Regions from separate parts of the Homo sapiens genome. Here region 2 is linked to region 1. Evidence: chromatin contacts called from ENCODE Hi-C or POLR2A ChIA-PET data. All regions are on one chromosome and are shown on one strand. The core of a region is the stretch at or near the end of the contact, and the rest is flanking DNA. Distances in the headings are between cores, read along the strand shown. Region 1 overlaps PLEKHA7 (pleckstrin homology domain containing A7). Region 2 overlaps PLEKHA7 (pleckstrin homology domain containing A7).

The links. A loop is a pair of places that touch in the nucleus more often than their neighbours do. ChIA-PET counts read pairs that join two places held with the same protein, here RNA polymerase II (POLR2A). Pooled maps may share reads with other maps.
Region 2: a loop to region 1 is called in a pooled map, with 6 times the contacts of the local background. The contact joins two enhancer-like sites. A Hi-C loop is called at or near these places in 1 of 168 maps with a recorded cell type or tissue (aorta), 7 of 37 single-sample maps with no recorded cell type and 12 of 50 pooled maps. POLR2A ChIA-PET finds 5 or more read pairs at or near these places in 4 of 52 experiments (H1, activated CD4-positive, alpha-beta memory T cell, activated CD8-positive, alpha-beta memory T cell and 1 more).

Annotation. Positions count from the first base shown.
Region 1 is chr11:16,899,406-16,903,770 of GRCh38, forward strand. All of the region lies in intron 3 of PLEKHA7 (pleckstrin homology domain containing A7), which reads right to left. Among named protein-coding and RNA genes, the nearest start is that of SNORD147, 24 kb to the right of the region's middle. Within about 2 kb of position 2,871, at least 7 of the 41 ENCODE cell types and tissues checked have a DNase peak (open chromatin) inside an H3K27ac peak, as active enhancers do.
Region 2 is chr11:16,983,839-16,988,504 of GRCh38, forward strand. The region is part of intron 3 of PLEKHA7 (pleckstrin homology domain containing A7); the gene reads right to left. Among named protein-coding and RNA genes, the nearest start is that of PLEKHA7, 28 kb to the right of the region's middle. RefSeq lists an enhancer at 2,617-3,066. Within about 2 kb of position 2,798, at least 17 of the 41 ENCODE cell types and tissues checked have a DNase peak (open chromatin) inside an H3K27ac peak, as active enhancers do.

The sequences.
Region 1 (4,365 bases), core at 1,621-4,120:
AGAATCGCTTGAACCTGGGAGGCGGAGGTTGTGGTGAGCTGAGATCACGCCATTGCACTCCAGCGCTGGGCAAAAAGAGCGAAACTCCATCTCAAAACAAAACTTTTGCATAAAGGAGAAAATATGTTAATAAAAATACTAACAGGTGACTTCTAATTATGAGTGGAGAAAACTGGGTAATTTTCTCTGCCAACTCAGTGTAGGAATGAGGCCTGGGAAAGGGAAAGCAAACAAGAAAAGCAGACTGGGAAAGAGGTAATGATCTTTACTGAAGGCCCGCTATGTCTCAGGCACTGTGCTATGTACTTCCCATATGATTTTCATTTAATATTCATCACAAGCAAGTATAGTAGATAGCATTATTTCCATTATAGGGCAGGAAAACCTTTAGAAGGATAAGTGATTTGCTGAAAGGCAAAGATCCCTTATAAGTGGTAAGGGCATGAACTGAACTTTGCTCTTTGAGCTTTATACCATACTTGTGAGCTGTTCTTGGCCTGCTCTTACTGGTCCCAGGTGTCAGCAGGGAGCCCAGGTGCTAGGGGTAGGCAGGGAAGTGTCAGTGAGCTCACCTGGATAAGGTGTGGGGGGCAGGCACTTGGTGGTGCTGCTCCTCATCTCTCTCCCCTTTAGCTGGGAGGGTGCCTAAACCTTACTTGCAGACAAACACAAATGCACATAGTTAATGGGAAGGCCTTTAAGCCCCAGAGCATGTCACTGTCCAGCCAGAGAAATCCAGGTCACACTCCAAGTTGCTAACCTAATGTGTAATGGGAAAATAACTCTACACATTTAAGGCTCTCACAGGCTGTAAATCCTCAGCTTTACTCTGATTGCATGGCAGCAAATTCTGCTCTCAAACATACAGTTGGAACTCAATAAATTTCACTTCACTGATCCATAAATCTTGTTTAAAAAAATATATGCATGGTTCAGTCTGTCCTTAGCTCAGGTGGAAAGGAAGACACTAGAGTGAATTTTCATTCTGTTAATGCCTTGTAACTTTCATGAGGTGTTTTACTAGGTTACAAGTAGACTATGAAATTCTGGCATAAGCAATTATACTTGGACAATAAAATGGAACAAATGACCTACAGCATAGACACCCCATTATATTTCTTCCTTTTGCATTTATTCAACTTGACATAAGCACTCATCACTGCCTTCCAGATCTTTTCCCTTTAAATAAAATTGTACACAAAATTGTATACAACATTGTGATCATTAACAACTGGGTGGTCCTTGAACAAACTCAAAGGGCAAGAAAGAAATGAGAGGATGAAAGGGAGGAGGCTTTGAGGAATGGCTCAATTCCAACATCAGTTCAGTTCATGGACAAACACTCATGAGATCTCTCACTTTTTTCCCCCAAAAAATCTTTTTTCTAGGACAGAAAATCTCTAACTACCTCAAGTGGCATAACATGTGGAAGTCATGATTTTTTATTTTTTTTTTTTTTTGAGACAGAGTCTCACTGTCACCCAGGCTGGAGTGCAGTGGCGCGATCTCAGCTCATTGTAACCTCCACCTCCCAGGTTCAAATGATTCTCCTGCTCAGCCTCCCTAGTAGCTGGGATTATAGGCGCCCGCCACCACAGCCAGCTAATTTTTTTATTTTTAGTAGAGACAGGGTTTCACCCCATGTTGGCCAGGCTGGTCTCGAACTCCTGACCTCAGGTGATCCGCCTGCCTCGACCTCCCGAAGTGCTGGGATTACAGGCATGAGCCACTGCACCCAGCCATGATGTTCTTTTTGTATGACCCAATGGGATACATATTTTATGAAACATTTTTGGTTCCCTACTTATAAAAAATAATATATACTCCTTAGAGAAAAATGGAAAAAAGCTGTCTAGGAAAGCAGAGAGCTGAAGAAAAAATAAATCAGCTCTAGGCTCACCAGCCAGACAATAGGCTGAGAGCTCAATATTTAATTTTGTGCTAAATTAAATCCATTTTTTCACTTTACTATAGTGAAGACAAACTAATATAAGCCAAAAGTTTGAGAAAACTGCATGGGGGTTTATCCTTTCTCCTCTAAATTCCACCACTAGCAACTCATTTATTTAGGTAAGCATTATCCTTCCCAATATGTCTTTTCTCTTTTTTCGGGGGTGGGAAGGAACAGCTTTATTGAGATAGAATTCACATGTCAAACAATTCACTTAAAGTGTACAGTGTAGCTGGGCATGGTGGCTCACGCCTGTAATCCCAGCATTTTGGGAGGCCAAGGCCGGAAGATAGCTTGAGCTCATGAGTTCAAGCCCAGCCTGGACAACATAGCAAAACCCCATCTCTACAAAAAATACAAAAAAATTAGCTGGGTATGGTGGTGCACGCCTATAGTCTCAGCTACTCAAGAGGCTGAGGTGGGAGGATGGTTTGACCCAGGAGGTGGAGGTTGCAGTGAGTGGAAATCACACAGTGCACTCCGGCCTAGGCAGAAGAGCCAGACCTTGTCTCAAAATATAATAAAAATAAAGTATACAATGCAATGGCTTTTAGTATACTGAGAGTTATACGATCATCACCCCAATCAAATTTAAAACATTTCATTGCCCTAAATGGAAGTCCCATACTCTCTAGCGATCACCCCAGCTCCAGCCCTAGGCAGCCATAAATCCACTTTCTATCTCTCTGGATTTCCCTATTCTGGACATTCCATATAAATAGGCTTAGACACTAGGTCATCTTTTGTGACTGGCATCTTTCATTTAGCATAATGTTTACAAGGTTCATTGTTGCGTTCTTGTTGTAGCATGTACCAGTACTTCATTCCTTCCTATGGCCAGATAATATTCCATTATATAGACACACCACATTTTATTTATCCACCCATCAGTTGACGGACTTTGGGTTTTCACTTTGAGGATATTATGAATCATGTAGCTATGAATTGCGTACAAGTTTTTGTGTAGGTGGACATGGTTTCACTTCTCTTGGGTATATACCTAGGAATGGAATTCATGACTCATATGGTAACTTTACGTTTAACCTTTTGAGAACGTGCAGCTGGCTTCCAAGGTGGCTCCACCATTTTACACTTCTACCAGCAGTGCATCAGTGTTCCCACTTCTCTACGCCCTCACCAGCACTTCTAAAGTATCTGTCCTTTTTAATATAAACATCCTAGGGTGTGTAAAGTAGTATTTCATTACGGTTTTGTTTTGCATTTCCTTGATGGCTAATGATGCTGAGCATCTTTTCATTTGCTTATTGGTCATTTGTGTATCTTCTTTGGCCCAGCTTGTCTTTTAAACTGCAAGTACCTCTGGACAGAGACACTCCCTGAATTCAAATGTTACTTATTAGCTGAATTATCCTAGGCAAGTCATTTAACTTTTATTAGCTTCAGGTTCCTTCTCTGCAATGTAGAGATAATATTAACTACCCAACAGATGTGAGGATTGAAATAACACAGGTAAAGGACTTAGCAGACAGCTGGGCACACAATAAACAGTCAGCAAGTGACAGTTATTATTAACAACACCCTTATTCACACTTTACAATCCATAAATGCTTTGAAACAGCTCTTCCCATAAGGAGAGAGCCTAAGATCTGGGACAGAGAAGTTGGGAGCAAAGGGCAAGGGGAGCTCAAAAGAGTTGAATTAAAAGGAAAATGAAAACAATTACTTATGGGCCATTTTCACAGTCTTGTTTTAGTTATCATTGCCAAAGGTCAGCCTAGAGCCTACTCCTGCACCCTTCCAATCATGATGTAAACACCTAGTTCACTGTATTAAATCCATTTCTGTTTAGAAAAGCGAGAATAACTTCTCACTACTGCTACTGAACCCTGACTGAACAGGAAGGAAGGAAGGTCTTAGTCACAGCTCTATAATTACAGCCATGCACACGGCCTGGCATATAACATTAGGTGATCAGTAGCTGAAGTGAACCAAATGGAATCAATGAGTACATTAATGAATGGAATGAATAAATGGGCAAACAGAGCATGTTTGGGATGTTTGCTCAGTTAGGTGAATGAGGATCCCCTCATCCAGAGGGTCCCAGGGAAGGCTGAGATCAGTTCCCAGGACTGGCAGCCAAGGTTCTCATTGACCATCCATAACCCATCACCATTGCACAGACGCCTACATTAGAATATCTTTCATTTTTTTGTTGCCAACACTCAGGGATTATGGATTGTAGAGAATGCTGTTTTCCTGTATTTCTTAAAGTCATGAGAAGGTGAAAAGGCCTCCACTGTGCTTCTTGGCATATAAATAACTCACAGCATAAAGAAAGGGGAGTCAATGGTTCCAAATTCAAAATAAAGATAGGCTCTTCTCACAACGTCCAAATTACAGAGTCCTCCAGGCAGAAATAGAGACATCTTTCAAAGAAATTCTATTTGCCCATT
Region 2 (4,666 bases), core at 1,548-4,047, 84 kb after region 1:
AAGACTAGAAGGCACCCAGGTCCATCTTTAATAATATTACCCCAGCTTGGGCAACATGGCAAGACCCGGTCTCTACAAAAAAAAATTAACAATTAGCCAGGCATGGTGGCATACACCTGTGGCCCCAGCTACTCAGGAGGCTTAGGTGAGAGGGTCACTTGAGCCCAGGAGGTCGAGGCTGCAGCCTGGGCAACAGAGTGAGACCCTATCTCAAAAAATAATAAAAAATAAAAAGAATTTTAAAATAATATTATCATGAAGAACAAAACTACCATTTAATGAGGGCTTATTTCATACCAGGTACTGTGTTAAACATGCTACCTACATTATCTTTAATCAGTCTATTCTACGTACAACAACCATAATTTAACAGAGGAATGGCATGATCTGACTTTTCTTTAGAATAAGTATATTTTAGAATATTATCCTAAATAATTAAAATATTTAGAATAAGTACTTAGAATAATTAGAATATTTAGAATAAATATTTAGAATAATTATCCTTATTCTAAAGCAAAAGTCAGATCATGCCACTCCTCTGTTCAAAGCCTTCCATTGTTCAAAGCCGTCCAGTGAATTCTCTGCTGACTCAGGGTGAAAGCTCAAGTCAAGGGCCTGCACCTCTCCAGTCTCAACTCCTACTCCCTGAGCTCCATCCACTCTGGCCTCCTTGCTGTTTCCTCGTCATGGCATGTCCTGCCCCTACATGGCTTGATCAGATCTCTACCCAAATGTCATCTCCACAAAGAGGCCTCTTCTGACCATTCCACTCTCACACCCAGGCCTCCTGTCTCCTTTTCCTGCTCATTTTTCTCCATAGCACTTACCATCCTCTGATACTATATATTTTAACCATTTCGTTTGCTCTCTTTCTCTCCTGCTAATACGTAAGCTCCATGAGGGCAGAGACCTTTATTGATTTTGTTCACTATCCCATCCCAGCATTTAGAACAATGCCTGGCTCCAAGTAGGCACTCAATAAATATTCATTTAATAAAGGAATGAATGACCCTACAAGGTAGATGTTCTTACTAGCTACTGACTATAGATGTGGAAACTGAAGCTCAGAAAAGTTGACTCACTTGTCCAAGGTCACACAGCTGGCAAGCAACAGAAGTGGGATTAAAATTGAGGCCTGACAGCCCCCTTAACTCTGTGATGGCATCTTCTTTCATCAAAAGGAAGGATCCGGATATCCTATACCATAAGTGTCTTGGGTGCCAGCGGGCTGGGCACCTCCTCACCCTGTCTGCATGTTCTTCTTCCTCAAGGAAGGAAGCCTTCAGAAGCCCTTGAGGCAGATGCCTCTGCCTCATTCATCTAAGAATGCCCAGCACCTGGCCCAGGGTTGGCATGCAGGTGCCCACTACACGTTTATGAATAAACCAACCCACTCCTAGGCACCTAGTTGTGTCCTTACATTTTGATTTCTTTACACATTGCTTTGTGAATTGCTGTTCATTTTACTGAATGTGAGGACAGGCAGAAATTCCAAGTACACTTGCTTCTCAACCTTTTGGCTAATATCAAGTATAGAAATTCCAGATACACAAAACTGAACTAGAATGGACCCTGCCTTGAAGAAATTTACAACAATGTGAGAGAGATGTAGACACAAAAAGGTGTAACATGAAGCAGGACAGTCACGTGAGCAGCAAATGCAGTGCCAAGAGTGCAAGGGGCAAGAGAGCTCTTGGGGTGGGGGTGGGGACAGCCACACACAACAGCTAGACAGCCTAAGAGGGGCAGGGAAGGCGGAACCACTTATCCATCCGTTCATTCCGCATTAACATTTTAAGTTTTCTTGCTTGAAGAAACACTGTGCTTGTTACTTAATACTGTGCTGAGTGCTGGGGACAGATATGTGAATCAATCAAACATAAAGATAATTCACAGGCTAATGAGGGAGAGACAGAGAGACATTACACAGACTAAGGTGATATGTGGCAAGAGAGGATGCTAGCATGCAAGCTCCATGCCCACAGGCACCCTCCTTTTGTTCACTACTGTACTCCTCAGTACAACACTGTCAGGCTCAGAAAAGCTTCTCAGTACATAACAAATGAATGAAAGCACTGCTAACTAAATGAATGAAAGCACAAATGGAGGGATATCACAAACCCTTGATGGCGGGTGGCCACAGATGGCTTCCCAGGTAATGCCTGAGTCTTAAAGGATGCATAGGAATTACCTGGATGGAAGGGGGCATTCCTACAAAAGCAAAGACAAAGAAGCAAGAGAGTGCTACAGCTTATGATGTTGTGGAGTGTGTTCAGGCCAGAGGGGAATGGTGTGCTTTAACAGGACACAGACACAGGAAGAGAAGCCCAAGTCAGGACACCTCTGAAGGCCCTCATCAGGAAGCATATCAGGATGAGGTATTTGGGCCCCTGTAGGGAGAACAGGATGGAGGCAAGAAAACCAGTCGGAACCATCTGCACCGCTGCAGATATGAGTTGGTGACAGTGGGGTCTTTAGGAGGCACCAGAGAAAGGACTAATCACAAGAATCTGTTACAAATCACAGGTGCAAGACCCCATGGAGAAGGGAGGCATCGAATGAGCCCAGACACATTTTGAGTACATAAGAAAAGTGCAGCCCCACCAGAGCCCTCCTGGGAATGCTGCAAAGCTGCTGGGGAGATGCCAGCAGAACCATGTCACACCTTGCCCACAGTCACCAAAGTGGGGACCCTACTGACTGGCTGGAGGCAAGGAGGAAGTCAGGGGAGAGAAACCATAAAAATTGCTCACTATTTATTTCACTTTCACTTTGAGCACACAAGTGGGGAGAAGACGCCCTGGCCCAGGAGTAGAGAAACCTGGCTGGAGTCCCAGCTGTCACCAACAACCTGAGTAACCTTGGGCAGGTGACTTCACCGCTGGGGCTCAGCTTCCCCATCTATAAACCAGAGCTTCCACCATGAGCCCCACCTCTACCAACATCCTGGAAAGGCCCCAATCAGATAAGTATCAGCTCTGCATAGCTTTATGTAGCACCTACTATATGATCTTCCTTGTACCAGGAAGGGAGGCAGGAAAGGGGCAGGCCGAGCCCCTGCCCAGAGAAGGTTTTAACAAGGTGGTCCAAGCAGGTACTGCAGAACACCGGCAAGGGCATTTCCAGCCACATTCTCCAGCCAGTCTTACTGCCCAGCCCAACCCAGCCCAGGGAAGGCGGAGAGGAAGCAGTGAGCTGTTTTACAATCCATCAAATTAATTGCCCCAAATGGGAAATTTGCAGGCCTCCTACAGCCTCCTGTGTATTCCATAATCTCCCATGGCCCTAATCTGCTGAGAAAGAATGTGTGGGCTGTAATCTTTTCAGCCCACTGTTCACAGGGGCAATGCCTTGGAAAAACCTCAGTCCCCACCAGTGATCACTCCCTCCCAACCAAAAGCCTCCCCGACCTCCCATCCCCCACACCCCCCACTGACCTGGTGGCCAGCCAAGGCCTGGCTCCGCCCCCCAGAAGCCAGCTAGGCCAACCTTGGCCTTGACTTTGACCTCGGAAAGGAGACCTGCCCAACCAGCTCCTTTGGTAAATACAACTTTTGCTCCCTCCTTTTCCTCCTTAAGACAGAACAGCCTGGCAGGAGGCAGAACCAGGAGAAATGGCTTCCGAGTAGAGACGCACCCTTGAGGCGTGGTGAAAACAGCCCCAGGTGAGGTGCTGGGCATTGGTTCTAACCTTTGCTTACCCTATCCCTGCTAGGAAACCCACTTCCCATCTCTGGACCTCATCTTCATTTGAGAAATGAAGGGAATGTAAAACAGCCTCCCAGGAACTCCTTACCCCACCCCTTTAAACAAGTTGCTTCTTTGCTTCTGCTGTAACCTTTGCCTGCTCCTTTTCCTGCATAATGAAGCCTCTGTCTAGGCCCAACTCAAATGTCACTTTCCCCACGAAGGCTTCCTGGATCCCTCCCTTCTCAACACCTGTCCCAAACTCTTTCTGCCTCCTACACTCAACTAGCCTTGAGGGCAGAGGATTCTTTTACTCATTGCTACTGTCAGGAAACTCATTTGATAACATATTTCAGAGAGCTCTGGACAAACCTAGGGCCAAAACCTATTTCATTCTCTAAAATACCTGGCATGGCACAGATCCTGGGTCACCACCACTGGGTGAAGTTTTCTCAGACAGTGTGTGGAAGGCCAGGCTCCCTGAAGTTGACTGCACCTGTTAATAACCAGTGTCTGTACCCTCTCTCCTTAACAAAGTGCTTTCCTACTCACTACCTCACCTACAGGGGAAGGACTGATGTGATCCCCTTTCACAGAGAAGGCAAATGTCTTGCCCCAGGTCAGGCAGCTGTAAGGGGCTAAGCCAGGATCCAAACCCAGGTCTCCTAATTCTGGTTCTAACTTTGTGTTCCTCCCACCGTACCTGAGGGAACATGCAAAGCTGAGCCTATTGAGAAGATCTGGGCTTGGAGAGAGATGCAATCTAAACCTCTCCTTAGGGCTGCCCTGGGAGCCACATCCAGAGCAGCCAAGGGACAGTCAGGAACTCTGGGCAGAGGAATGGCAGAAGGCATTTACTCCATACTCTCCACTGCCTTCCTGCCTTCCTTCCTTCTTTCCTTCTTTCCTTCCTTCTTTCTTCCTTTCTTCCTTTCTTTGAGACAGAGTTTCACTCTTGTTGCCCAGGCTGGAGTGCAAT